Regions from separate parts of the Homo sapiens genome. Here region 2 is linked to region 1. A link is an interaction called in ENCODE POLR2A ChIA-PET data of the cell type or tissue named here. Cell type or tissue: B cell. All regions are shown on one strand. Each heading gives the region's core, and the rest is flanking DNA. Links, peaks and the distances in the headings are about the cores only. Region 1 overlaps CCR7 (C-C motif chemokine receptor 7). Region 2 has its middle 24 kb from the start of IGFBP4.

The links. Peaks named below come from ENCODE experiments on the same cell type or tissue, not always from the same donor. Only the 100,000 strongest peaks of a DNase experiment are listed, where the experiment ranks them.
Region 2: POLR2A ChIA-PET joins it to region 1 with 8 read pairs; 25 of 35 experiments call an interaction of 5 or more read pairs at or near these places.

What each region holds. Positions count from the first base shown.
Region 1 is chr17:40,541,830-40,556,596 of GRCh38, forward strand. It overlaps CCR7 (C-C motif chemokine receptor 7), which reads right to left. Exons shown (of 3, transcript NM_001838.4): 3 at 11,940-13,989. The coding sequence ends at 12,913. Among named protein-coding and RNA genes, the nearest start is that of CCR7, 16 kb to the right of the region's middle. RefSeq lists enhancers at 719-848, 1,129-1,298, 5,722-5,961, 11,775-11,834, 11,925-12,044 and a silencer at 5,522-5,571. In B cell, for the core only: no CTCF peak of the experiment used is centred there; DNase peaks (open chromatin) are centred at 5,802 and 6,652; H3K4me3 peaks cover 733 bases; H3K27ac peaks cover 1,920 bases.
Region 2 is chr17:40,459,784-40,474,550 of GRCh38, forward strand. No RefSeq gene overlaps it. Among named protein-coding and RNA genes, the nearest start is that of IGFBP4, 24 kb to the left of the region's middle. RefSeq lists enhancers at 10,994-11,885, 11,886-12,775. In B cell, for the core only: no CTCF peak of the experiment used is centred there; no DNase peak of the experiment used is centred there.

The sequences.
Region 1 (14,767 bases), core at 4,732-7,231:
TCGCCCACAGTGCCCTGGAAGCATGAGAGCAGGTGTTATTGTTGAGGGCACTGAGAAAGAGAGAGAGAGGGGCCAAAGAGCTAGTTCAAAGGCATCCCGGTTCTCACTCTGGCCTCAGACTCCCCTTCTGGGGTCCTTGAGGGCCCCTAGGCCACCCCGAGGGGTTGGAGGAACACTTTGTCCATTCCCCGTGGCAGATGGAAGGACTCCGGAGCATGTCAGCTGCAGCCTGGGCCTCTGTTGGGTCCTCGGCTCTGGGTCTCTCACAGGCGGCCATCAAGGTGTTGGCTGGGGCCTTGGTCATCTCAAGGCTGGAGCAGGAAAGGACCTGCCTCCCCAGGCCCTAAGCTTGAATGGTGCTGGGGACAGGGGGCAGCACTCTTCTGGCACGGCAGCCCCTCCTCCGTCCTCTTGGCATCTTGTCCTTAAAGTTCATCGTTGCCTCGTCCGCTAACCTCCTCCCCCTCCTTTCCGCCTCCATCTCCCCAAGTCCTTCTCGCCTCTGCTTTTGCTTCCACGGCTGTTTCCTCACGGAGGCTCAGACAATAGAGGCTAATGATCCAACTGCTGAGAGCACACCCTCCTCTAGCAGCCAGAAATCATCTGTTACCCATCGCCCGCCCTCCCTGGGGCCCAGGCTTCCAGACTGAGACCTTTTCCTTCCCTCCCACTTCTTACTGGAAATGAGCCCCCGTCCTTCCACTCCCCCCTAACCCCCCAGGCCTCCCTTAGGGAGGTTCAAGGACTCGTCTCTGACTCCACCTATCTACTGGGTACCCCTCTGCAGGGGGGAGGCAGGGGCTGGTGCCCACGAACTCTGGAGGCCCTTCTGGGAGCACAGTCTTGCCATGACCTCTCTAGGTCAGCTCAGCTCCCTGTGCTGGACACAGACCCGGAGAACAGCTCAGCACGAGGTTACCAGGCTGACGTTGCACAGACTGTGCTGGAAATTACAGAGTGCCTTGGAGGGAAAAACAAACTGGGGTTTCAGTTCCCATGGAAACGACATCTATTTGCAGAGGTGCTTGCGTCAGAGCCCGGGACCCTGTGCTTGGCAGGGATGGGGTGGATGTTAAAAGGCAGGGTCATCTGTTGACTGTCTGGGACTCTTCCAGGACAGTGTCTGAAATGGGGCCCTTACCTTTAGCCATGACAAACAGCTCTTTCCACAGAGGGGCCTGTCTGCCTGGGCATGTCTCTGCAATGCTGGGGTTTTTGGGTAGATTTTAAACTTATGAGTCAAGGGTGTGGGAAGACCCCACATTCGCCATTCATGAGCATTTATTCCACGAGCATGTTTTGACCTATGATGTGCCAGGCACTGGGCTAGGCCAGCCAATCAGGAGTTGGTCTGGACCTGCTAAGTTTGGGGCCTAAAGTCTCCCTTCCTGGGAGGAGCTTTGGTCAGACAGGGGCAAAGTGGGGACCTGCCAGGGACCACGTGACGTGGGAGCACACAGGCTCAGCAATGCCAGTCCCCTCACTCTGTAACCAAAGCAAATGCCTTCTGTCCTCGTGTGTCACAGGGGAGTAATTCCTCATCTCACGGGGAAAGATGACCCCTAAACTAGCCACTGAGGTCCCCACAGCAGAGGCGATTATTCCAGCTATTGTTATGGAAGAGTGTCTATTGTTACCCTCTCTATCACTTTACACTTTACGAAGAGCTGTACATCCACTACCTCGTTTAATGTAACACTCCAGGGAGGTTTTAACAACATCACACCTGTTTTCAAACGGGGAAACTGCATCGAGGGAGGAGAAGGCACTTGTCAAGGTCACACGGATGATAAACGGTGAGACCAGTATGGGAATCTGAATGCCGGACCCCCTGCTTTGCCCCCTCCTCCCTGTCCTGGGGCACCTGGTGACCAGACCTCCCACCCTGGCAGGCCTCCAACCAGCCCGGCTGTTTCCCACGCCTGGGGAATGGGAACCAGCTGTGTGCTAGTGCGGTGGGGCATGGATTGTTCTGGATCTGGTCTCATGGAGACTGCACATCAGAAAGACCACAACCCTCAACTCTGCTGCTCACCCAAGTCACTTCACTCTTCCTTGACTCAGTTTCCCTCTCAGTAAGTTGACAGAAAGCCTGTGAGGGGATCTGAGTGACTTATGTCCTATAAGAAATCTGAAGAAATAGGCCGGGCGCAGTGGCTCACGCCTGTAATCTCAGCACCTTGGGAGGCTGAGGTGGGCGGATCATGAGGTCAGGAGTTTGACAGCAGCCTGGGCAACATGGTGAAACCCTGTATCTACTAAAAATACAAAAATTAGCTGGATGTGGTGGTGCGTGCCTGTAGTCCCAGCTACTTGGGAGGCTGAGGCAAGAGAATCACTTGAATCCGGGAGGCAGAGGTTGCAGTGAGCCGAGATCGCGCCACTGCACTCCAGCCTGGGTGACGGGGTGAGACTCCGTCTCAAACAGACAAACAAAAAAGAAATCTGATGAAATAGTTTCTTGTTGGTGGCCACTTGGACGACCTTTCCTCTCTCCTGTGGGTGACTGTAATTGGAATGGGGCACACTGGCATGCCCCTTAGGGCCCATTCGTTTTTCCCGAATCACTCTTTAAGAATCTGGTATCACCTAACAGAATGATGGGGTTTTCAGGGAAGGGACAGAGGCTGGGACAATTTTAAATAGGGATGCCTGTAATCCCAGCACTTTGGGAGGCCGAGGTGAGCGGATCACTAGAGGTCAGGAGTTCGAGACCAGCCTGGCTAACACAGTGAAACCCCGTCTCTACTAAAAATACAAAAAATTAGCTGGGCATATTGGCGGGCGCCTGTAGTCCCAGCTACTCGGGCGCCTGAGGCAGGAGAATGGCGTGAACCCGGGTGGCGGAGCTTGCAGTGAGCCGAGATCGTGCCACTGCACTCCAGCCTGGGCGACTGAGCGAGACTCTGTCAAAAAAAAGAAAAAAAAAAAAGCAAAGATTAGCTGGGCGTGATGGCGCATGCCTGTAATCCCAGCTACTCGGGAGGCTGAGGCAGGAGAGTCACTTGAACCTGGGAGGCAGAGGTTGCAGTGAGCCAGTGCACTCCAGCCTTAGCGACAGAGCAAGACTCTGTCTCTAAATAAATAAATAAATAAATAAATAAATAAATAAATTAGGAAGGTTAGGGTTGGGGGTGGAGAATACAGGTTGGGGGTAAAGAATAGAGGAGGAGGCCAGGCGCGGTGGCTCACACCTGTAATCCCAGCACTTTGGGAGGCCGAGGCGGGCAGATCATGAGGTCAGGAGATCGAGACCATCCTGGCTAACGCGGTGAAACCCTGTCTCTACTTAAAATACAAAAAATTAGCCGGGCATGGTGGTGGGTGCCTGTAGTCCCAGCTACTCAGGAGGCTGAGCCAGGATAATGGCATGAACCCTGGAGGCGGAGGTTGTGGTGAGCCGAGATCGCGCCATTGCCCAGCCTGGGCAACAAGAGTGAAACTCCGTCTCAAAAAAAAAAAAAAAAAAAAAAAAAAGAATAGAGGAGGAAGAAAAATTTCCAGGCCTTGGAGTCCTGCTTGGTTTGGGTAGGGGGTGGGGCAGGATGGGGCTGCAGGATCCTGAAGGTCCCTGAAGTGATGGTGGCCATGAGGCCATGAATTACATCCACCTCTGTGCTTGTACCTGGCTGTGAGGTGTGAAGTGAGACCAGGAGAAGATGGGAAATAAACGCGTTCCAAATGTCTGCTGTAATGAGGGGGTCTGGAGTTCCTGTGCCAAGAATCAGATTGCAGGCCTGATCACGAGACGAGCTGTTGATTGCTGCAGGAATCCAGGAGGTGTTGTGTCTGTGTGTGCCTTGCCACCCTGCAATGTAGAATTGGCTATCCCATTCCACAAAGGAGGAAGCTGAGGCCCGGAGTTACACGGCGTGCCCAAGGCTGTGTAGCTAGTAAGAAGGGAGGTGGGCATCCTCTGACTGACTCTGAGGGCGGGACCGCCCTGTGCTTGCGGGGAGCACAGGGGCATTGTTCTTACTGCTTTGGGTCCAAGACCTTCTGAGCTCTTATGAGACCACTGCTGGGGCCAGCTCACCTGGGGACTCAGTTCCTGCCCCCACTCCCCACCCGTTCTTTCTTGCCCTCTCTCTCTCCCTCTCCACCTCCATCCCTGTCCCCTTTCCGTCCATGCGCCCACCTCCCTGGCTCTCCCTTTCTTCTGGTCCCAGCCGCTGAGTGGGGTGGGTGAGCCCAGGGCCGAAGAGAGAGGTGGGAGATGTTTGCAGGTGGAGGACATGAACCTGTTTTCTCTCCAAGCCCCTTCCCTTCACATTGTTCTGCTGCCCCCAATGTTAAGTCAATTGAATTGTGTCAGCAGGCTGCAGGGCATAGGCTGCATGTTGTAGCGTTGCTTGTGAGCGTCTGGACCCCTTCTGGGTATCAATGTGTGTGCTTTGGCGCGTGAACATGGGGGGCTATTGCTGTTTGTGTGGGTGTTGCATTTGTGGCATGCATGTGTTTGTGCATCTGTGTGTATGTGTGTAGCGGATGCACTCTTGTCTATATAGGTAGGATTTTTTTTTTTTTAATTTTACTTTAAGGTCCAGGATACATGTGCGGAATGTGCAGGTTTGTAACATAGGTATACATGTGTCATGGTGGTTTGCTGTACCTATCAACCTATCATCTAAGTTTTAAGTCCCTCGTGCATTAGGTATTTGTCCTAATGCTCTCCCTTCCCTTGCCCCCTACTACCCGCTGACAGGCCCCAGTGTGTGATGTTCCCCTCCCTGTGTCCATGTGTTCTCATTGTTCAACTCCCACTTATGAGTGAGAACATGTGGTGTTTGGTTTTCTGTTCCTGTGTTATTTTGCTGAGAATGATGGTTTCCAGCTTCATCCATGTCCTTGTAAAGGACACGATCTCATTCCTTTTTGTGGCTGCATAGTATTCCATGGTGTATATGTGCCACATTTTCTTTATCCAGTCTATCATTGATGGGCATTTGGGTTCGTTCCAAGTCTTTACTATTGTAAATAGTGCTGCAATAAATATACGTGTGGATATGTCTTTATAGTAGAATGACTTGTAATCCTTTGGGTATATACCCAGTAATGAGATTGCTGGGTTAAATGGTATTTCTGGTTCTAGATCCTTGAGGAATCACCACACTGTCTTCCACAATGGTTGAACTAATTTGCACTCCCATCAACAGTGTAAAAGTGTTAAAAGGTATGCTTAAGCAGGTAGTGAACGCTCTCATGAGTGCACACCCACAGGAGCAACTGCAGAACCTGTAGGGCCCATTGCAAAATGTAAATGCTGCGCCCCTTGTTTAAAAATAATTAAGAATTTCAAAGTGCAGGCAGCAAAGCATTATACCCAGCATGGGCCTTAGTGCAGGGCCTTAGTGCAGGGCCCAGAGTGACTGTGCAGGTCGCGGCCCATGAAGCTGGTCTTGTATGGGGGCAAGTTTTCTATTTGTATGTGTATATGTGTATGCTGATTGTGTGACTGCTGTGTTGGTGTGTGTGTGTGTGATGTGTGCGGTGGTGTTTCTTGTGTGAATATTGAGCATCTGTATGTGTGGGCTGTTTGTGAGGTGGGACAGCTCTTGTGAGTGTGAGTGTTCTTGGGCACGAAATCTGAACCCTTTCCTCACCACCCCAAGGACAGACTCCCTTAGCAGCTGCCTATGCCTGCCACCGATGCCTATCAAAGGAGAAGTGTGTTTTATTTTTGGCGCCCTTGCCGCCTATTCCCATGGTGCCCTGGGAGGCTTTTGTTTGACTGCCTTTGTTGGAAGGGTGACAAACACTTCCCTCCACCTGCTGCCATGGTGGCCCCACCAGAAACCACAGCTGGGGGTGGAGCAGCTTCCTCAGCCCCTCACACACTTGCCCTGCACCTCGTGCAAGCATCAACATGCCCAGAGCCCTACCCCGCTGAGCACTGGCCTCCCAGACTCTGCCCAGACAAGGCACCCATAGCAAGTCAGAGCTGGAGGCGATGGGTAGAAATGATTTGGTCCAGCAACCTCATTGTACAGCTGGGGAGCTGGAGGCCCAGAAAAGGGAGGTGACCTGCCCATATTGCCCAGTGACTAGTCTGTGGCAAAGCCATCTCAGCCCTCTCAGTCATCTGCAGGGCTAGCCCATGGAGGAAGCCTAGGTAAGAAGCAGGGCCTAGAGGGGAGAAGCAGGGACAAGGTACTGTGGAGCAGCAAAGACCTGGTTATTGCCCAGCTGTGGGGGTCACAGCCCCTGGCAGGTGGGGGCTGTGTCTTTGTTATTTGATTCTCCCTTCTCCCAGGTCAGAGCTCTGTGTCTGGCAGGGTTTGAAAGATGTTGGCTGGACACAGCACAGTGCCTGGCACTCAGTAGGGGCTCCAGAAATATTTGGTATTAAACAGCTGTTTAGTTGAACGGTGAAGTAGGGTGACTAAAGCAAGAAATTTGGAGGCAGCTAGAACTGGTTGAAATCACTTAGTAGCTGTGTGACATTGATAAAGTTACTTAACCTCTCTGAGCCTAAGTTTCCTCATTTATTAAATGAGACTCTAGTAGAGTTGTTGTGGGGATTAAATGAGATAAGATACTGATGCTTAATACAGTGTATAGTACGTAACAAAATCTTAATAAAGTTGCTAGCTGTGTCACCACAGGTAAGTTACATGAGCTCTCTAAACCTGTTTCCTTCTCTGTTGTCATAAGAATTCAATGAAAGGTTGTATAGCTAGCCTAGTCCTTGGTGCATCACGGGCACTTAGTAAATGTTAGCCTGTCTCCCGCCTAGGTTCATTACCCCTCCACCTCTTCAACGTCTCTTTCCTCTGCCCCCCAGCCTCTGTGATCGCTGCCATCCCTTCCATGGCATCTCATCTCTCATACCTTCTGTCTCCCAGCCTCTGACACTCCCAGCAACAAAAGCTCACAAGGTCTTTCGGTCCATGGTTTCCTCAGGGTTCGGCTCTGATGAGCATGGGTGGGAGGGGGGCAACTGAGAAGGAGGCTGAGGACAGGACAGGTGTAGTCCTTGGACGAAAATCCCAGTTCTGCTTTTGACAAAGGATTTAAGGATTCCGGCGTGTCTAGCCCTGTGTCTTGCCCTGGAGAACAAAGGCAGAGGGATGTCTTCCTGAACAGCCCAGGCACAAAGCTGCCACCATTCTTCCCATTCCCTTCCTCCTGATTTCCAAGTCCAGAGGTTGTCAATAGCACTCTCAGCAGCTGAGCTTCCCTGAAATCGGGGTGTGTGGAGGAGGGCAGGTGGCAGGTAAGAGATACTAGTGCAAGCAAGAGGGCGTGTCCAGAGAGTCAGTTGTAGGAGAAGTCTCTGGAGCTTCGGGGCAGGAGGCAGAGCTGGCTCCCACATAGGTGACCCCCTAGCACCGGCTTCACCATAGGCCTGGGCCAGGCCACAGAAAACACCCTCTGGGCCTGGGAAGCAGATTGAGCCATTCAGTCTTTACACGTGGTCAGGTTTCTGCTTCAGTCACTTGAGTGCAGTTTCATAAACCAAATGAGATCAATGAGCTTGTCCTTTCCAGGCCTCTTTTTAAACATTGGGAAATGGTTTGGGGGCATCTCATCTGCTGCATCTGCTGTGCTTCCCAATGTCAGATATTATTTACTTGGAGCAAATATAAACTATTCTGTCCTAAATAAACTCTGACACAGGAACAAGAGGACTTCAGGGCAAGAACCATCTCCTTACCTTCCCTCTTGCTAGTGGGCACGGATATGTGACCTGGAGACCTATTGCATCATGCAGGAACTGAGCCAGTCCAGAGCTGGCCAAGCCTGTGCGGAGATGTTTATTTACCCAGAGATGAGAACCTGGAGGCCACACTATGTGGTGGTTACTGTACCACGTAGGACAGCCCAGCTAGCGAAGTCCCTGGGGTTAGTGAACAACACACAAAAATAAGGTTATATCCATCCTCAAAGTGAATATGGGCAGGAGAGAATCTGACAGCGGCAGAGGAGTCTGAATTGGGTCATGCACAGACACAAAGAGAGGAGCCCGTGGGGAATACACATCCTGGCGTTTCTGATTTCGCACGAGATCAGCTGAGATTCGCTTAGTCTGGAGCAGCTCTCCACAGAAAAGGGCCTGGGGAGCTTTTTCTGCACACAGACTCCTGTCTGTGTCTCTGCCTGGGCCCAAGAGAAGTGAAGGAACAGAGGGGGTGGCTGCTGGAGGAGTTGGGACTTCTCAGACAGCTGCTCCCGTGGGTTGGAGTGCTAGGAGGGCTTGCTTTTCTGAAGCCTGATAGGGTTGCTCTTTTGAGTTGAGGGAGAGGCCCCCCCCCAACCTTTTTTATTCTCCTTGGAGTTTCTCTAGGGTCTCAGACCAGAGACACATGACCGATTCTAACCATCTTCTCTGCAAAGAAGGCCATGGGCCCACCTGTCTCTAAGACTAATAGAGCCCCCTTCTCCTCACCTGAGATTGGGAGACCTGGGGAGGCTCTATGTGTGTGTGTGTGTGTGTGTGTGTGTGTGTGTGTGTGTGTGTGCACATGCATGTGTGTGCATGCAGGATGGGACATCTAACTACCCACTGAAGATTTGCTTCAAGTCCCGCCCCCAGTGTATATTCCCTAAAACCCATTCCTGCCCCATCTTCCCCCTGCCTTTCCCCCATCTCCTTTGCCTTAATTCCCCCCACAATCCCTTTAGGTCTGTTTCTTTTCCTCCAACTGTTCACCCTCAACAAAGACATGTAACTGAGAACCATTCCCAGAGAAGACGGCCCATCTTCCTTTCTTAAAAAGATCAGTTGCCTGATTTCCTTTGGGACCGCTGCCATATTTCTTTTATATTTCATTCATTCTCCAGACTCAGTGATAAGGACAGGAACTATTTAAAGGGGAGAAGGGAGGTTCTCCTTAAGGACCTAATCAAAGGACAAGATGAACGGTGCCTGCCGGAGAGAACGAGACAGCGTGGGATGAGGGCGGGTGCCACGGTGGATGTGCAGGGATGTTCCCGTGAGCCCAGCAGGGTCTGGTGGGAAGAGCTCTGGTTAGGAGCCCAGGGAACTAGGTTAAAGTTCCAGCATTGCAAAGACCTCCCAAGAGACCTCAGGCTAGTTGCTTCCCTCTCAGAGCACGAGTTGACTCACCATGCAATGGATGGAAAGGCCAGATTCACTCATCTCTAAATTGCCTTCCAGCTTGAATTATAAATTCTGTGGGGATGGAAATGGGCTAAGGAATTGAATTTGGTTTCCTTGTGGTTAGCAACTTTTTTTTTTAAGTTACCGTTTCTTAAACATCTCCTAAAGATTACCAACAACACATATGTAAGTTTTTCTAAGCATTTTACATATATGGATTCGTTGCCTTCCACAACAATCCTAGGACATAGGTACCATTAGTATCCCCATTATACAGATTAAGAAACTGAGGTACAGGGAGGCTAAGTAACCAGCCCAGGCAGTGGAGCCGGGGTTCAAACCAGGCAGTCTGGCTGCAAAGTCCCTCTTCCTCACCACCACACTCAACATTCCAGGCACTGTGCTAACTGTTTACACAAATCCTCTCCATTTTGCAGTTGAGAAACCCAAGACTCAGACCAGTTGGGCAACAGCTGAAGGTCACATAGCTGGGAAGCAGTAGAGATGAGATTCAAAGTCGGCAGAGCTCCAGAGTCTCTGCTCTCCCCCACACCCTCCTGCAACCCTGCCAGACGCTCAGGCTTCCAAAGCAAGTTTAACCAATATCCCTGCATTGCCACGCCTCTTCAGGCAAGTCAGCTTCTCCCCGCTGGGCCTCAGTTTCACCATCTAGAAAATGACTGGGGGATTGGCCCAGCTGATCTTTGAGGTCCCTTGGAGCTCTGTGAGTCTGTGATGAGAAAGGTGTGGTGCTTCTAGCTGAAAGGGAAGACCTGTGGCCTGGGAATACCTTGGGCTTGGCTTGGGGTTGCAGCCAGCAAGGATGAGGGAGATGAGGGCCTGGGGATGAAATGAAAAGGAAATTTCAGGTGACTGGAGAAGGCTTATTGGCTGTGAACCTGGGAAGAGGGTTCAGATGTATGAAGCAGGTAAGAAAAGAAGAGAGAAGCCCTGGGTGGGCCTCCCAGGGGGCCTTTTCCTTCTTCCCAGGGGTCACCCCAAGCTCAAGATGGGCACATGAGAGCCTCGGGCAAGGGAGCAGGGATCAGGCCAGCACTGAACCGAGGTCAGAACTTCTGAGACACAGCAGTTCGAGGGAATTGACATTGCTGGGGGTTTTGTTTTCTCTGTAAATATTTGGAGATGTCCAGTTATTCTAGAAAAATGTATCTGCAGCTGAGGGGGCGCATTTGTGCGGCTGGCCTGGCTGCCTTTTGCATGACTGCTCTGTTACATTCTTCCCCTTCAGGAACCGAGGGTTGTTTTCCCATCTGTAACCTCATTAGGATGTCCACACCAGCGGGCTCCACACGCACATGCGCTCCGGCAGGTTCCCCTCGGGGACACACACGCACACTGGCATTGCCCCCTGGCCACACGCTCACGCACACAGTCGCAGCTGTGCCTTTTAATATTTAATGCCATTGCTGCAAACGCCGCTCCACGCTGACTGCATCCGTGCCAGGCTCATTCCTCTCAGGGCGCCAATTCCCGGCTTGGAGACCAGCTGACAAATCTTGTTAAAAACCTTCCAGCCCAGTGCATCTCTCGGAGGAGGGTAATGTCACGTGCTTGCGAGATGAGCGAATGGGTGTCATTACCAGGCAGCTCCATTTTCAACGAGGCTCTTTCCACTTGGGGAAATGGATGGAATCACCTATTGCGTGAGTGCCTCAGCCCTCCCTCTAGCTCCCCACGGCCCAGAGCTATTGCAGCTCTGGGTCCTTCAGACCCCTCTTGACGCATTGTAGGTTGGACTGACCTGCTCTCTGGCTTGCAGAAGTCACGGCTCTGGGTGGCACCAAGGCACGAAATGACACGGACACCTGGCCTGTGTGGGGGCCTTTGTCTGTCCCTCTCTCCCTGCTCCTCCACAGTCAGTATCCACACTATGGTTTGAATGTATGTATCTTTCCGACATTCATATGGTTGGAACATAAACCCCAAGGCAATGGTATGAGAAGTTGGGGGGGGCCTTTGGGAGTTGATTAGGTCATGAAGGCTCCACCCTTGTGAACGGGATTAATGCCCTTATAGCAATAAAAGAGCAGGAGGGAACTAGTTAGGCTCATTGTGATCTTCCACTCTTCTACCACATGAGGACACAGTGTTTGTCCCCTCCAGAGGGCATGGCAAGGCCCCATCTCGGAAGCAGAGAGAGTCCACACCAGACACTGAATCTGTTGGCGTCTTGATCTTGGACTTCCAATCCTCTAAAACTGTGAGAAATACATTTCTATGGTTTGTAAATTACTCCATCGGTGGCATTTTGTTGTACCAGCAGGAAGGGACTATGACATACACCACGGAGGCCACTGCTGCTACAGTGGCTAGCAGAGAGGATCATGGGTGGTTCCAGCTCTCATGCCAGCAAAGGGTCTCATCCCTGACCCCTAGTCCAGTATGCTGTGGTCTCCAAGCCCACAGAAAGGCCCTCCCTCCAAACCCCAGCTTTCAGAGTCTAAGGGGCTGACAAAAGGTTAAGGGCTCTAGTTCTGGTCTGAGCTGGGACAGGTGAGCAGGCTACTGTGCAAGAGCTGCTAAATGCAGAGTCCCCAGGTATCGAGGTTACCCGGAAAAGTTGGCCTTCCCAAAGCTGCAGTAGGATCAGCATGTCCGGTTCAGTGCTGACTGTGCAGGCTTGGGGCCTATCCCTTGAACTCTGGAAGGGTATTTGCAAGATGGACCTCCTGTCCTCATCTTCCTTCTACCTTTCAGCCTCTTGGTCCTGTGTCACCAGACGGGCTCAGAGCATTCCTGAGCAACTTTGTGGTTCTGAGCGTCTCTAAGAAACGAGGCCTGGGAGAGGGCAGGGAGGAGGGGAGAGGGGACGGTCAGGTGGGGTGTGGGGGATTGCAAAACAAAGACACGCTCATTTGCCATTTACCAAAGACTTTTTTTTTCTTTTTCTTTTAAAGCTGTTGTTTCCTCAAGGGAAAACTTTATCTGTGTGTGGGTAAAATGTTGCTCTCTTAACGAATCGAAAGCAGAACATGAGGAGAGGTTTTCAGTCCCTGTGACAAAGAACAAAGAACAAGCTCGTGGGCCTTGGGCGGCCACTGTCACCCTCCCCGCCCCTGACATTTCCCTTGTCCTCTCCTCCCATCCCAGTGGAGCCAAGAGCTGAGTGCATGTCATCCCCACTCTGGAGCCCAGAGTGTGGCTTTGATCACGCGGAGGCAGCTGGCCTGGCCTGCAGGAAACACCACACTCTCCCCTGTTGAGAGCCTGGGAGGGCGACGCGGCAAGTGAGGGGATGAGTGTGCTTTTAGGGCGGCGTGGCAGCTGCCATTCCCGCTGGCTTGGAGGACAGTGAAGAAAACGATGGAGGGAGGGGTTCAGAGAGTTTGTTTGACCAGCTGATGTCCGCTTTTCCTCACCAAGCCAAGAAGTCTCCCCACTATCTCTGGTCTTGGAGATAAGGCCTGGTTTTCGGAAGAGCTGGTCTGAGCATTTGAGTCTGTGGGAGGCCAGAAGGTTCATTCAGAGGACTCTTCAGGCCACTCCCACGCCCCTTGCACTCACCCTCCTTGGCCCCTTCACTCCAGCAGGTGGGAACAGTTTCTGGACTTTCACTTTCAGTTTTTGGTTTAGGGGACAATAGCCTCTGTTTCCCAGTGTTGTCTGTCTGGTGTTAGCTTATCAGCCCTGTCTTTTTTTGGCATTGGTTGAGGTAGCTGGGATTGGGGTGAAGCTATCTTCTGGAGCAGGGGCTTGCACTCTGAGGGGAGAGCTGCTTTTCCCTGAGCAGCTTTTGGCGGGGGGATGTCCTGAGTCATTGCATCTGCTCCCTATCCCCACCCCAGGGACCCTGGGAGAGGTCCCTCTAGTCCAGGCAGAAGAGTCGCCTATGGGGAGAAGGTGGTGGTGGTCTCGGCCTCCACACTCATGGAGGAGCGCCGGATGTGCCGACAGGAAGACCACTGCCGGAGCTGCTCCTGGCTGAGGCAGCCCAGGTCCTTGAAGAGCTTGAAGAGATCGTTGCGGAACTTGACGCCGATGAAGGCGTACAAGAAAGGGTTGACGCAGCAGCGGACGCAGGCCAGGCTGTAGGTGACGTCGTAGGCGATGTTGAGTTGCTTACTGAGCTCACAGGTGCTACTGGTGATGTTGAAGTTGGCCACCGTCTGGGCCAGGACCACCCCATTGTAGGGCAGCTGGAAGACTATGAAGACCACGACCACAGCGATGATCACCTTGATGGCCTTGTTGCGCTCAAAGTTGCGTGCCTGGAGCAGGGTGCGGATGATGACAAGGTAACAGAAGCTCATGGCCAGCAGGGGGACCAGAAAGCCGATCACCATCTGGGCCACCTGGATGGTGATAAAGGCCTCCACATGCTCTGTGATGAGAGAGCATCGCATCGCTTGCTCACTGCTGCTCCTCTGGAGGTCACTGTACAGGAGCTCTGGGATGGAGAGCACTGTGGCTAGTATCCAGATGCCCACACAGGACAGCTTGCTGATGAGAAGGACGCGGGCACGGTGGCGGTGAGCTGAGACAGCCTGGACGATGGCCACGTAGCGGTCAATGCTGATGCAAAGAAGTAGGAGCATGCCACTGAAGAAGCTCATCTTGTAGATGGCAAAGATGAGCTTGCAAAAGTGGACACCGAAGACCCAGGACTTGGCCGCGCTGTAGGCCCAGAAGGGAAGGGTCAGGAGGAAGAGGATGTCTGCCACCGCCAGGTTGAGCAGGTAGGTATCGGTCATGGTCTTGAGCCTCTTGAAATAGATATAGGTCAACACGACCAGCCCATTGCCCAGTAGGCCCACGAAACAAATGATGGAGTACATGATAGGGAGGAACCAGGCTTTAAAGTTCCGCACGTCCTTCTTGGAGCACAAAGACTCGAACAAAGTGTAGTCCACTGTGGTGTTGTCTCCGATGTAATCGTCCGTGACCTCATCTTGACACAGGCATACCTTCGGGGAAGGAAATGAGGGAAAACAGGCCAGTTTAGCTGGGTGGCTCCAACTCTGGCTGGGATTTAGCCTAGAGCAGTGGTTTCTTTCTTTTTTTTTTTTCTTGAGACATGGTCTCACTCTGTTGCCCAGGCTGGAGTGCAGTGGTGCAATCATGGCTCCCTGCAGCCTCGGCCTCTCCAGGCTCAGGTGATCCTTCCACTTCAGCCTCCTGAGTAGCTGGGACCACAGCCTTATGCCACCACACCCAGCGAATTTTTGTATTTTTAGTAGAGATGGGATTCTGCCATGTTGCCCAGGCGGGAGGAATAGTGGTTTCATCGTGAGGTCCGCATCATCAGTATCATAGCATCACCTGGGAACTTGTTAGGAATGCAAATTCTCAGGCCCCACCTGAGAATTCTGAACCAGAATCTCAAGTGATGGGTCTAGGAATCTGTGTTTTCCTAAAGTCTCCAGGTGATTCTTTGGTTTTAAATCAGTGCTTCTCAAATTTTAACTCCAATACGCATCACCTGATTAATCCTGTGAACATGTCTATCCTGAATCAGTAGGCTAAGGTGGGGCCTGAGATTCTACAGTTCTGCTAGTAAGTAGCAAGTGGCTGATTTTGCCAAGTCTGAGAGACTCTACATGTGCTGACAGGGGACTGGAAATCAGCTGGGCTCTGGGGCCAGATGAGCCTTGAGCTGGTTAAACTCTTTCTGTCTCTCTCTCTCTCTCTCAGAGCCTCAGTTTTCTCTTCTGTGAAATGGAGATGAATCCTATTTGCTTCCCA
Region 2 (14,767 bases), core at 3,905-6,404, 83 kb before region 1:
GGGATGGGACATCCCGCCTGCCAACAACCCCTAGCTGATCTACATCAAGCATTTGGTTTCCATTTCCCAGCTCACTAATAGAGATCAAGCCCTGATGTTGGCTGGGGGTTGGGGGCTGGGTTTTCCACTGGCAAGAAGGTGGGGTGGGAGTAGGGAGGAAAAATGGAGACTTGAACTGATTCCAGCCTTGGATTCAGGTTGGGGAATCTCTGGAGAGCTGGCCAAGCCTCTGGGCCCTGCTTGCTCTTCAGGCCCTGAAGTTCCAGCCACTGCCATCTCCCACCTCTTTCCAGGAAAAGGCTGGTTGTCCTAACCCCGCTGTACCCTGAGCCACATTCTGCCACCAAGCTGCTCCAGGAATGTTACGAGGCATGCAGGATTTGGGATGCCTGCTCGGTCCTCTTTCCCAGTGTGGGGGGCTGTTATGTGGCTGTGTGGTAAATGGCCTGAAGTGTTACCTGACAGAGATTCCCCCTGTATTCCAGGCCTCTCTGACCTCGAAAGAGAAAGTCAAGGTGATGTGGTGGAATGGAGCTGGGAGGCAGGCTGGCCTCTGGGATGTTGGGTCAGGACCGTGGGGCAGACTTCTGGGCACACCCATGGAGGAGCAGACACTGCTGCAGCCAACCAAGGGTCTAATTAGATCCTCACTTCCAGAGTGACCTGTCCCCTCTTGTATCTGAAGCTCCAGGGTTGGGGAGGGTGGGGTCAGGGAGTGTAAGTGGAGGGAGTAGCTGCAGATAATTAGAAACATGCTCTACCGAGTGAGCAGGCGCCACCAGGACCACCCCACCCCTCACCCCCACCCCCCACCTCTTTTCCTTAGGTCCCCAGCCCCCTTCCCTTCTACCTGGACAATTCCAGCCAAACTGGGGGAGGCGCTGGTGGAGCCTGGGAGCAGCAACTCGGTGGGATTGGCTTCCTAGGCCCTTACACAGTCTCTAAAGTGCAAACAACATATTTTTGCCATGCTATAGTATTTAATTACACATAAAAACAGAGCCATTAAGCTGAAATTAAACCCTTGTTGGAGTCACTTAATTCAGGGCATGACAAATTGCTTTCAGTGGAGGCGGCAGTGCAGTCCCCCAGGGAAAGATGGAGATTAGTGGCTTCCATGGCTGGCTGGGTCCCCTCCTTCTCTTGGTCCCCTTGCCAGCTCTAAATTCTGAAATTGGGGTCAGAACCCTTTTTCTGAAGACCACCCAAGCCAAGGGGAAGCCTCTAGGTTTGTTCAGGAGGATAGGAATAGAGGGTTGGGGAATCACAGAATCACTGTCCAACCCAGTTTTAGACAACCCAGTATATTTATTGATGGGGAAGTCAAGGCCCAGACACCAAGGTTGTCCAGAGCCAGGATTAAAACTCTGGCACTAAGCCATAACTAGAGAGGCTGCTTTTTTTCCTCAGGCTTGTGTCCTTTGACCTTGGGCCTGAAGACAGAGGTTGAGGTTGGGGCCGCATGGATAAGGGGTGGGAACCAAGGCAGACCCTGGATGGGGAGGGCAGACTTCTCCAGAACTAGATTCCCACCTGGTCAAAGTCTGGAGACAGTGGGGAAGGGAAAATGACCCTGGGGTTTGGGCTGTCGAGGCGGCCATCACTTCTGGTGGGCGGCCTGGAGCCCAGACTCTGGCATCAGGCAGATCTGGCTGCTGACCAGCTGAGTGAGGTTGGGCAGGTAAGACCTTTTGCTCCCGTGAGCCTCCGTTTTCCCATCTGTCAAATGGGAGTAGTAATTCCTATCTAGAGTTGTGGAGACCATTATATGGGCATGATGCATGAACAGGCTTGGGGCTGAGCTCACTAAGTTCTGTTAGACTTCCTTCTCCGGACTTCAGTTTCCTCATTTATAACAAGATCCAGCTGGGATCTGATGGCTTTTGGAAGCTTCGCTTGCTCTTTTTATGCTGGCAGCCCTTCGTCCTCCCTCTAGCCCCTTTCTTTCCTTCCCTTTCCTTCTTTCTTCTGTGGGTTGAATGTCTAACTAGGGACAGAAGTCTGGGTCTGTGGTCAGACGATTGGGTAGGAAAGGGAGGTCTGCACCCCCTAAGGTTTCCCTGCCCCATGTGGCCCTCCTGTGGCTGTGTGTGAGGCCCATCTGGAGGGTGAAAGGAGACCAAATGGGACAGGGGCCGCGCTCGGGGAGGGGCTTGGGGGTCCTGCAGCAAGGGCGGGCTGCTCGTTGTCTGTGGCCTCCCTCCCCATGTGTCCTCTATGATCTGGGAACCTGTTCTCCTGATTGGAAACAGATGGGTCTGCTGCGGCTGGAGGCCTAAGCTTTCTACTCACTCCATGTCCTCCCCCAGGAGAGGAGGCGGGGGTAGACCAAGGGCAAGTGGTGGAGGTGTGTGTGGGGTCCCTCTTCGCAGGGGCTGCGGGGGAGAGCCCTTCTTCCCTTCTCCGTCTCTCTTGTGGCCTGGAAACCTTTCTATTAGCCTACAGAGGGTGGCTGGCTGTGGACAGCCTCTCACTGAGGCATGGGTGGGCAGTTTGCTACCTTACCTGATGCCATCCTCTAGGAGCAGTACCCGCTGCCCTCACCTCCCTACCCTGCCCCCCATTCTCAGAGCTCAGCTCAGCTGCAGATTGTCAAGTGGGGGCTGACCATGCCTGACCCCTGGTCTCCTGGAGTAGCCTTAAGGTCATTTCCTTCGCCTCGGCTTCCTTGGTTTTGGCAGACAGAGAGGTTCCTGCACTGGGGCTTGAGTGGAAGGGCTGGGGCTGGGCTGGGGCCCAGGGTTCCCATCATATCAGGCCTGGCAGCCACCTGGCTGCAAATGGCTCCCCAGCACAAATGTTTTGCAGCTGTCCCTCGGTCGGCTTGCCCTGGAGAGCCTTGAGACAGAGGTGGGGAGTCCAGGAGACAGAGGGCACAAGTAGAGAGCCAGGGTGGGTGGGGGACAAGCCCAGAGGGCCGCCCAGCAGACCCAGGCTGCTGGGAGAGTGACACTGATGAGGAATCTCCAGGTTCTTGAAACAGCCTCCGCAACTTGCAAGGGTTGGGATAGGGGCTTCCCGAGGCAGGATGACGGGGAGCAGGGGCTGCCTGGCAGGGCCAAAGCTCAGGGTCTCTGCTTCCCTCCTGGGTCCTGGTCTCTTGAGTAGAACCAGAAACTTCTAAGTTGGAGCAGTGGGGAGGGGAGCTCAGCCTCCACCCCACCCAGGGGAAATTAGACCAGACTTCCCAGGAAATAATTTCAATTTTCCAGCATCATGGAAGCCTAGTCGGACAATAGAGGATTTTTTCCCCCCAAAAAATTTTTAAAAAAGCACAAAAAAACTCCAATTGCCTTTGGCTGAGCTGTTTTCCAACTTCATTTCTCAGCCACAGTTCAAAACTTCTCATTCAAAGTGACATGTGACTGCTCTGTGACCCTGGTCCGCTCGGCCACCGGCCCTGTGAGGGGTCAGGCCAGGCCAGCACAGAACTCGAGCTCCCAGAATCTGTGACCACCCCCACTCCCAAAAGCCTTCCGAGGTCTGCTCTGGAGACAAGGCCCGCAGGACTGTCTCTGGGCAGCCCCAGCGCCTCACAATGAGGGAGGGGCTGCGGTGGAAACAAACCTGCCTCTGAAAGAGAGGAGAGTTTAGGGGCGGGTGATTCCTACAGCCCAGGCCCAGGCCCACAGGGGTTTATGTTACAATATAAACTGGGGCTTTAACAACTTTGAGACAGTTTCTTATTTTTAGGGTTGGGGCGGGGAGTGGAGGTTGTCTTAAGAATGCAAATGGGGCAGGGCACAGTGGCTCACGCCTGCAATCCCAGCACTTTGGGAGGCCGAGGTGGGTGGATCATGAAGTCAGGAGATCAAGACCATCCCGGCCAACATGGTGAAACCCCGTCTCTACTAAAAATACAAAAATTAGCTGGGTGTGGCTGTGCGTGCCTGTATTCCCAGCTACTCGGGAGGCTGAGGCAGGAGAATCGCTTGAACCTGGAAGGTGGAGGCTGCAGGGAGCCGACATTGTGCCACTGCACTCCAGCCTGGGTGACAGAGCGAGACTCCGTCCCCAAAAAAAAAAAAAAAAAAAAAGACTGCAAATGGGCCTTGTAAACCCCTCCACGGGGATGTTCTTAGGGCTCTAATGAGTGGGGAAGGCCCTGCAGGCCAGGGAAGGGCCAGCCTCCAGTTGTACTGTCTGCAGTCAGCAGCCCTGGGACACTGGCAGAGGACAGGAGGGTCGGTGCAATCCTAAGTGGCAGGTGGGCAGGGAGGGGGTAAAAGGGGGACGAGCAGAGGCTGCCAGGAGGCAGATCTCAAGGTTCTGGGGTGGGAGGTAGGAGAGGGGGCAGACCACACAGGAGGCTTTGGGGAGAGCAGGGCAGGGTCACGGCTGGAGAGGAGAGAGCAGGGTGTGTGTGTGCATGTGTGTGTGTGTGTGTGTGCGCATGTGTGCACATGTTCAGGGGAAGGGAAGAGATGGCTCTATCTTGTGGCTGAGAAAGGTCATCCCCAAGAAGAGCAGGGTTGGGACCAGCATGTTCCTCTCTGGCAGGTCCATAATGAAGATGGGAAACCGAGGCCTCGATGGGCCTGAACTGGCTTGTCGGAAGGTGTAAATGAACTGGTGGTGGAAGCAGATTAGAACTCAGGGCAGTATTCTTTCCCCCAGTGTCTCCTGGTGGGATAAAAAGGGGAACCTAAATAGGAAGGGGCACTTCGGGCACCAGAGAGGTGAAGCTAGGCCAGGGGCTTTCATTTGGGAGGAAGGAAGGAAGGGGGTGCAGTTTCTGGGCAGAAGAGCCATGATCCTACATGAGGGGGACGGAAGTGTGTGAGGTCCTGCTGGGGACCACACACTTATGTGGTGGCCTTATGTACCTGAGCTCAGGGGCAGATGAAGGCAGTGGAGAGGCATCTGGTTAGGACCCTGTGTAACACCCTCCAGAGGCCTCCTGTTGAATACCTTCCTTGGCCTGTAGAGCTCTCTCCGAGTTTCTCCAGCCCCTTTAGTGTGATGCTGCCAACCTCAGGGCCTTTGCACGTGCTGTTCCCTCTGCCGAATCACTCTCACCCCTGCTCTTCACAAGGCTGGCTCCCCTACCTCCAGCCTTCAGCCAAATGTCACCTCCCGTGAGAGTCCTTCCCTGACCATCCTAGGTAAAGAATCTCCCTCAACCTTACTTTTCTACCATCTTGTTTATTTCCTGCATAATGTTTTTCACAATTGTTTCTTGGGTTCCCCTGTTTTGCTAAAACACATGCTGGTCTTATTTAATTACACTTGAATCTCCAGAGCCGGGTGCACAGTAGGAGCTCAACGAATGCTTATTGAATGAATAAATGAATAAAAAAGGAAACAGGAAGCAGTCCTGGGTGGCTGCAGGGCTGAAGGCTTCTTATAAGGGGACCAGGGTCCTCTGCCCAGTCCTGCCTTTCTCTTCACTCTTCCTACCCTAGCCCCGTGGGGTCCCTGAGGACAGCCCAGGTGGCAGAAGCCTTCCTGGGACAGGAGAGCTCAGTGCAACAAGAAAGCTGGCACTTGAGGCCAAGCAAGGTGGCTCATGCCTGTAATCCCAGCACTTTGGGAGGCCGAGGTGAGCGAATCACCTGAGGTCGGGAGTTCGAGACCAGCCTGACCAACATGGAGAAACCCTGTCTCTACTAAAAATACAAAATTAGCTGGGCGTGGTGGCGTATGCCTGTAATCTCAGCTACTCAGGAGGCTGAGGCAGGAGAATTGCTTGAACCTGGGAGGTGGAGGTTGCGGTGAGCCGAGATCGCGCCATTGCACTCCAGCCTGGGCAACAAGAGCAAAACTCTGTCTCAAAGAAAAAAAAAAAAAAAAAGCTGGCACTTGGATAACTTTCTTTTTTTTGTTGTTGTTTTTGTTTTGAGACAGGGTTTTACTCTGTCGCCCAGGCTAGAGTGCAGTGGTGTGATTATGGCTCACTGCAGCCTCAACCTCTGGGATCAAGAGATCCTCCCACCTCTTGAATAGCTGGGACCACAGGTGTACACCACCACACCCAGCTAATTTCTGTATTTTTTTTGTAGAGACAGGGCTTCGACATGTTGCCCAGGCTGGTCTCAAACTCCTGGGCTCAAGCCATCCTCCTGCCTCGGCATCCCAAAGTTTTGGGATAACAGGCATGAGCCACCCCAGCCAGCTAGCCGTCTTTCTATCTATGCCTCTGTCTTTCTGTGGGTTCCTTTGCCTCTGGTCCTGGTTCTCTTATTTGGTTCTTATCTTTCCATTTTCTGTGTCTTGCTGTCCTGTGCTCCTGTCCCTTTTCTCCCTCTCCATCTCCCTCTCCCACTACCTCTTTTTTTGTTTGCTTGTTTGTTTGAGATGGAGTCTCACTCTGTCACCCAGGCTGGAGTACAGTGGCGTGATCTCAGCTCACTGCATCCTCCTCCTCCCTTGTTCAAGTGATTCTCCTGCCTCAGCCTCCTGAGTAGCTGAGATTACAGGCGCACGCCACCACACCTGGTTAATTTTTGTATTTTTAGTAGAGACTGAGTTTCACCATGTTGCCCAGGCTGGTCTCGATTTCCTGACCTCAGGTGATCCACCCACCTCAGCCTCCCGAAGAGCTGGGATTACAGGCATGAGCCACCACACCTGGCCTCCCCCTACCTCTTAAATCTGCCCCATCACTGGGTTTTCCTGCGTGCTGCTCCCCGACACTACTCCGTGGTCTGCCTGGAACCGAGGCATGCCCTCTCCTGCCACCACAAAAGACCCTCCGCAGTGCGAGATAGGCTCTGTCATAATGCCAAGGCTGCCTGGCTTTTGGGAGGGGAGGTGGATGGAGGAAGTGAGGGTGAGGCACCAGGGATCTCCCCACACACCTGCCCCCAAACACGTTGTCTGAGGGCTCAGGCGGCCCCCACCCTTCAGGCAGGGCAAAGTGGGTGGTTCTCTGTTCATCTTCCTCCTCTCCTCCACCATGCATTGGTTTCCATCTTGGCAACTTGGGAGAATGATTGGCTGCCCTGTCTGGGAGGATGGTCCTCATGAGGGTATCTCAGAGAGTCCTGCCTGGCTGATGGGAGGGGTGGGACGGGGCCCTGACTCAGAACTCAGGTTTTCATCCCTATCCTAAGCTGGATCCTCCTGGCCCTCCGCATTTCAGGAGAGGGTTCCATCATCATTCCTGTAGGCTGGAACCCTGGGAGTCCTTCTAGATAACCCCCTCCCCTACTTCTCACTCCTGTTCCATCTTGAAGTCCTGTGGATTTTAACTCGCAGTACCTCTCCACTCTATCCCTGCTGTCCTGCCTCCATCCAGGTCCTAGACGTAGCCTCCACCATTGCTTCCCTTGCTTATTCCACAGCCATTCTCAGCTTATTAATCGCCAGGTTTTTTTTTTTTTTGACAGAGTCTCGCTCTGTTGCCTAGGCTGGAGTGCAGTGGTGCAATTTGGCTCACTGCAACCTCCACTTCCTGGGTTCAGGCAATTCTCCTGCCTCAACCTCCCAAGTAGCTGGGATTACAGGCGTATGCCACCACACCCGGCTAATTTTTATATTTTTACTAGAGATGGGGTTTCACCATATTGGCCAGGCTGGTCTTGAACACCTGACCTCATGTGATCCACCCATCTTGGCCTCCCAAAGTGCTGAAATTACAGGCATGAGCCACCGCACCTGGCCCCCAATCAGTTCTTCCTACAATACCAGGAAATTGAGTCCTGTCAGCCTCTTGCTTCCCTGGCCTCTCAGGGAAGGGTCAAGACCAAAGCCCCCAACATGAGCTGGAGGTCCTGCTTGGCCTAGCCCCTGCTGACCTCACCAGGCCCCCTGCCCCTCACACCCCCTTGCTCTCTGGGGCCGCTAGCCAGACTGGCTGTATTGCATTCCCTTCCACCACAGGGTCTTTGCACATGCTGGTCCCTCTGCTTTCAATGCTCCCAATGCCCCCTCCTCCACACCCCCTGACAATGGATTTTTCTTCAGCTCTCATCTCAGCCATCATCACCTCCTCAGGGAAGCCCTCCCTGACTTCCCTGAGCAGGTCAATTCTCCTGAGTATTCATTTCAGAGCACCTTGAGCATCTTCTCAATGGAAGAATATTTAGTTAGGCATTCACAGTGCAGTTACTCTGTATCTTTGTCCCTCTTTTTCTTTTTCTTTCTTTATTTTTTATTTTATTTATTTATTTTTTGAGATGGAGTCTTGCTCTGTCACCCAGGCTGGAGTGCAGTGGTGCAATCTTGGCTCATTGCAAGCTCTGCCTCCCAGGTTCACGCCATTCTCCTGCCTCAGCCTCCTGAGTAGCTGGGACTACAGGCGCCTTCCACCATGCCCAGCTATTTTTTTGTATTTTCAGTAGAGACGGGGTTTCACCGTGTTAGCCAGGATGGTCTCGATCTCCTGACCTCGTGATACACCCGCCTTGGCCTCCCAAAGTGCTGGGATTACAGGTGTGAGCCACTGCGCCTGGCCTTCTTTTTATTTTTTTGAGAGGGAGCCTTGCTGTGTTGCCCAGGCTGGAGTGCAGTGGCGCAATCTTGGCTCACTGCAACCTCCACCTCCCGGGTTCAAGAGATTCTCCTGCCTCAGCCTCCTGAGTAGCTGGGATTACAGGCGCCCGCCACCACACCCGGCTAATTTTTGTATTTTTAGTAGAGGTGGGGTTTCACCATGTTGGTCAGGCTGGTTTTGAACTCCTGACCTCATGATCTGCCCGCTTCGGCCTCCCAAAGTGCTGGGATTACAGGCATGAGCCACCGCCGGCTATCCTTCATTTTTATAAGCTCCATGAGGTCAGGAACCTCATTCATCAGTGTAGTTCCAGGCTACATGTTTAGAAAATAAAAAACACAGGCCATCTAGTTCTGTGTGAATTTCAGATAAAGAACAAATAATTTTTTAGCATAAGTGTGTCCCAACCCCATCTCTAAGGGCTAAGCACAGTGCCAGATAAACAGGAGGCCTGAGGCAGATACTGAATGATTACTGAATAAATGTAGCAAGGGGCTTTCTGCCTGTCTCTTCAATGCCTACTGCCCATAGATGCTTTTCTCCTGTGCTCTGTACCCTTGGCACCTAGTAGCCCTATTTCTTCATTTTTTTTTTTTTTGAGATGGAGTCTCCGTCACTTTGTCACAAGCTGAAGCGCAGTGGTGTGACCTCAGCTCACTGCAACCTTCGCCTCCCGGGTTCGAGGGATTCTCCCGCCTCAGTCTCCCGAGTAGCTGGGATTACAGACATGTGCTACCATGTCTGGCTAATTTTTGTACTTTTTTGTGGAGATGGGGTTTCACCACGTTGGCCAGGCTGGTCTCGAACTCCTGACCTCAAATGATCCGCCTGCCTCGGCCTTCCAAAGAGCTGGGATTATAAGTGTGAGCCACTGGGCCTGACTTATTTCTCCATTTTGTAAGAGGGAATGTGTCTCTGTAGATTGCCTCGATTTGGGTCTCCTGTCTTCTGGCCCTGTTCTCTCTCTGGGTTTCCTTCTTTTCGGATGGCCCTCCTCCTGGTCTGTTTCTCCATGCCCTCTTTTATTTTTTTTTATTTTTTATTTTTTTCTGTTTCTCCATTTCTCTTTTTTTCCTGTCTTTTATTTTCTTGAAAAGGAGTTTCTCTCTGTTGTCCAGGCTGGAGGGCAGTGACGTGATCACTGCAATCTCTGCCTCCCTGATTCAACAATTCTCCTGCCTCAGCCTCCCGAGTAGCTAGGATTACAGGTGTGCACCACCACGCCAGGCTAATTTTTGTATTTTTGTAGAGATGGGGTTTCACCATGTTGGCCAGGCTGGTCTCGAATTTCTGACCTCAGGTGATCCATCCCCCTCAGCCTCCCAACGTGCTGGGATTACAGGTGTGAGCCACCGTGCCTGGCCCTGACTTTTTATTTTTGTCTCCCTCTCTCTTTGCTTGTCTTCCCTCCCTTCTCCCCATCCCATCTACTCACAAGTAGCTGGGGGTAGAGTGGTTTCCCGGGGGTCTCTGTCTTTCCCAGCCAGGATCCTTGGGTCTCATTATGGGGCGTCCACGAAGGAGACTTGCTCTGGCAGGAGTGGGTTTCAAGCACTGCAGGAGGAGGTAAATTTGCTTGGAGCATTTGGTTTGGATCCTTGGTCCTGATGGAAGATTCTGGGTGGGGGATTACAGGGGAGATGTGCTGGCTTCTAGGCAGAAAGAGAGAGGCATGACTTTTTCAATTTCCTGAGTAGCCTGGGGCTAGGGATCAGGGTGGGAGGGGGAACCTAACCCCCAATGGAAGAAGAGGCATTTGGCAGAGACACCAGGAGGGACAGACAACCCTGTCCTGGTGTGCCTGAAGGCAGGGTATTGGATTTGATGACCTTGGGCTCAATAAACTCCAAATGTCTGCTTTCATCTCCATCACCATCGTCATCATTATCATCAGCAGCCATGGGATCAGATTGCCTGGGTTCAGATCCCACTCTGCCACTTATGGTTGAACCTTGGGAAATTTACCTAATTTTTGAATCCACAGTTTCATGTCCATCAAATGAGGATAAATAATAGTACTTAGGTAGTGTTGTTGTCAAGATTAAATGAGCTAACATATGGCAAAGCTTCTAACAGATACTACAGACCTACCATGTGCCAGGCACTGTTCTAGACGCTGGGGATTCAGTGGTGAACTAGACGAGTCTCTTTCTTCATGGAGCCCTCATTCCCGTGGCCCAGCACTCAGCACACATTGAGTGCTCAGTGAGAGAGCTGCAGATATGCTGCCCTTCCCATAAGGAGCATTTATACAGCACCCCAGAGACTCTGAAGTGCATTCATGACTGGTGCATTTATAAGGCTTCCCACAAACTTCATTCTGTGAGGTGGGTATTACAGTTGAGGAAACTGAGGCTCAATGCCCAGAGAAGTGACTTGCCCCAAACTGTGCAGCTAACCAGTGGCAGAAGGGACCTGCCACCAGATCTGCCTGACACCCAGGTTTCCATTTCTTTTTTTTTTTTTCTTTTTTAAGACAGAGTCTCACTCTGTTGCCCAGGCTGGAGTAGAGTGGCATGATCTCGGCTTATTGCAGCCTCTGCCTTCTGGGTTCAAGCAATTCTCCTGCCTCAGCCTCCCGAATAGCTGAGGCATGCACCACCGCCCCTGGATAATTTTTGTATTTTTGGTAGAGATGGGGTTTTTCCTTGTTTCCCAGGCTGGTCTCGAACTCCTGACTTCAAGTGATCTGCCCGCCTCAGCCTCCCAAAGTGCTGGGATTACAGGCATGAGCCACCACACCTGGCTGGCTTCCAGTTCCTGATGCAGAAGAAGCAAGTGTGTGTGTGTGTGTGTGTGCGCGCGCACGCATGTGTGTGTGTGCATGCGTGTGTATGTGTGTGCATGCATAGATGGGAGCGGAGTGAACTAAGGATATGTCCTTGTCAGTGTTCACAGGGTGTCAAGTCTGAATTCTTGGAGGGGAGAACATTGCTTCCTGGGGCACACGTAGGCCCCTCCCCCAGCTCCTGGCCAACCCTGCCTGCCTGGCTCTGCGTAGTTCACTGGGAGTGCAGCGCATATTTGTTGAATGCGTGAATGAATGAGTGTGTGTTGCTTGCCCTCCTACCCCCTCCTCATTCTTCCTCTCTGGTTCCCTCCTTCCTGGCTTGTCTGCCTGACCCCCAGGCCTGCTCCAGCCAAGCTCTACTTGCCTTTCTTGGCTAGTCCAGATGGGGAGAGGAGAACACTGAAAAGCCTTCCAGGAAACACTTACAAAAGAAGCCCCTGGCTGGCCCTGGGAGCCTGGGAAATCGAGGGTCTCCTTTCCTGGGGCTGAGGGCTCCAGCCTGGCCAGGACTGCAGCTTGGTGGGGATGGGGAACATGACCGGGCAGGACTCTGCCTGGATGGGTGCTGTGGATTGAGCTGTGTCCCGTCAAACTCGCATGCTGAAGCTCTCACTCCCAATGTGACTATATTTGGAGATAAGGCTTTTCTGAGGTAATTAAGGTTCAGTGAGGCCACAAGGGTGAGATTCTAATCAGATAGGATGGTGGCTTTATTTTATTGTATTTTATTTATTTATGTTTTTGAGACGGAGTCTCTCTCTGTCGCCTAGGCTGGAGTGCATGATCCACCCGCCTCAGCCTCCCAAAGTGCTGGGATTACAGGCATGAGCCACCGTGCCCGGCAGGATGGTGGCTTTATAAGAAAGGGAAGAGAGGGAGAGGGATCTCTTTCTCCATGCACACACACTGAAGAAAGACCATGTGAGCACACAGGGAGAAGGCAGCCATCTGCAAACCAGGAAGAGAGTCCTTATCCAAACCTGGCCATCATGGCACCCTGATCCTGGACTTTCAGCCCCCAGAACTGTGAGAAAATAAATTTCTGTTGTGTAAGCTGCCCAGTCTATGGTATTTTGTTATGGCAGCCCGAGAAGATGAATAATACAAGGGGGAATGCAGGCCCCTGGTCCTGTTCTGTCTCACATAGTCCTCCCAAGCTCAGAGGGAACCAGGGACCCAGGCCTGGATCGAGCAGACTCCTGCACCAGCCTGTCTCAGGGTGAGAGCTCCTCTTCTTAGGCTCTCATCCCTTCCCTGGTCTGAACTCCAGGTTCTCATCCCAGCACCCTTCTCCCCAGCCTGGGCCTCAGATGCCATCTCCTGCCTCCACTGCCATATTTCTAAAGCAGAAATCTGGTCAATTACTCCTCAGCTGACATGTCTCCCTGATGCAGGGCAGGCGAGCCCCAAATTGGGGCTTAGCCTGGGAGGGTTCTTGGCTTCATTCAGGGAATAATTCAAGGGCAAGCGGTGATAGAAGAAAGCAGCTTTCTAGAGGTGGCAGTGTCACAGCCCTGTGACTGCTCCTGCAGAGCAGGGCTACCCCAGTGTGCTGAGAGCTGCAGCTCAGTAGCTTCCACACTCATATTTGCACCCACTTTTAAACACATGCAAATTAAGGGGCAGATTATGCAGAGATTTGTAGAAAAAGGGTGATAACTTCTGGGTCATTAGGTTGTTGCTGCCATGGAAAGGGGTGGTAATTTCTGGGTGTTGCCACGGCAATGGTAAACTGACATGTCACACTGGTGGGTGTGTCTTATGGAAAGCTCCTCCCACCCCATCCCTGTTTTAGCTAGTCCTCAGTTTGGACCTGTGTCCAAGCCCTGCCTCTGGAGTGCAGTCCCGCTTCCTATCTCATCCTCATTACCTATGGGATAAAGCCCAAGCAGGGTGCCATGTATGACCATGCACTGCATAGCCCACAAAATCATACACAGCAGGCCTGAGTCCCATCTCCTTCATTCAGCAAGTATTCAATCTCCAGACATTCTCAGCTGGCACCCAAGGGTCCTGAGGGTCCTGTTGCTGTCTTTTTCTTCTGCTTTCTCTCTCACCTACTCCCTTAGGTACCATGTACTTGAGCCACACCAAACTTGGTACATCTTTTCATACCTGTGTGCTTCACACACGAATGTCTCCATCTGCTTTCTGTGAATGCTGGGGCAATAGGATGGGCATGGACTTGAAATCCTGTTTCTCTGCCATTTACAGTTAGGTGAATGTGGGCAAGTTAACCCTCTGAGCCCCAGTTTTCTAATCTGTAAAATGGGATTAGGCTTATATAATGTGCCTCAGATTGTATGTAGCACATGAGAGCCCCTCCCCACTCCTAAAAGTTGGTTTCTAACTCTCTTTGCATGCCGAACTCCTATTCATCCTTGAAGACCCAACTCAAATGTTACCTTCTTGGTAACATTGCCCTCCTTCCCTTCAAGTGGGTAAAGTTTATCTTTCTCAGTTTCTACTCTTTCCACCAGCCCTGCATAGCACTTATAAACCTCTGTTGGAAACACTGTCATATTTTTCTGTTTTCCTGGTTCACATGAATAAAGCACACAGCCAGAAAACATTTGTTGCATGAATTAAGGCACTGGCCCCTGGGTTGAAAGCCTTTAACCCTACCCCTGCCCTGGGTCTAAGACCTTGCCCTGGGTCTAAGCCCTGGCACAAGAATGCAGGATCAGAGGCCAGAGATAAAACAGAGCAGTGAGCAGCCTCCGCCCTCGGTGGGGCACGGGCATGGGGCGGTGGCTGGTCAGATGGTCGGGGTAAGGGCACTTCAGCCTCCTGGAGAGGTCTCTGTAGCCTGAGAGCAGGCAGGGTTTAGAGGGTGTGGGAACCTGAGTTTTTGTTTGTTTGTTTGTTTTAGAGATAGCATGTTGCTCTGTCAACCAGGCTGGAGTGCAGTGGCACGATCACAGCTCACTGCAACTTCCGCCTCCCAGTTTCAAGGGATTCTCATGCCTCAGTCTCCCGAGTACCTGGGACTACAGGTGCGCTACCTTGCCCGGCTAATTTTTGTATTTTTTGTAGAGATGGGGTTTCACCATGTTGGCCAGGCGGGTCTCAAACTGGAACCTGAGTTTTGAGAAATGATTGGCAGTGCGAGAGTCTCCCCAGTTCCCTTCTGCTGCATGTCCAGCCACCTGGGACAACGGGGCGAGGAAATTCAACTGGAAAAGAGCAAGAAGGAGGAAAGGTTTCTCTGCAAAGGGGTGATCGAGTAGAGAAGGCATAATGAGGAGAGATGGTGAGAAAGGAGAGAGGGGAAGTGGGAGAAGAGAGGGAGGGAGGGTGGGTGGTATGAGTGTGTACGGAGATCAAGAAAGGGATGGAGAGGGATGAAAAGACTGGGGAGAGAGACACTGGAGCGAGGGCTGCGGCAGGGGTTAAGACCCAGGGCTATAAGGCCTGGAGCCTCCTGGAGAGAACACTCCTCTGGTGTCCTTGGGTGGATAAGATGGCTCCTCCCCTCCTGGTTCCTGGCTCAGTGGTTATCCTGCCTCCCCTCTGCTGTCCAGCCCTCCCACCCCTGC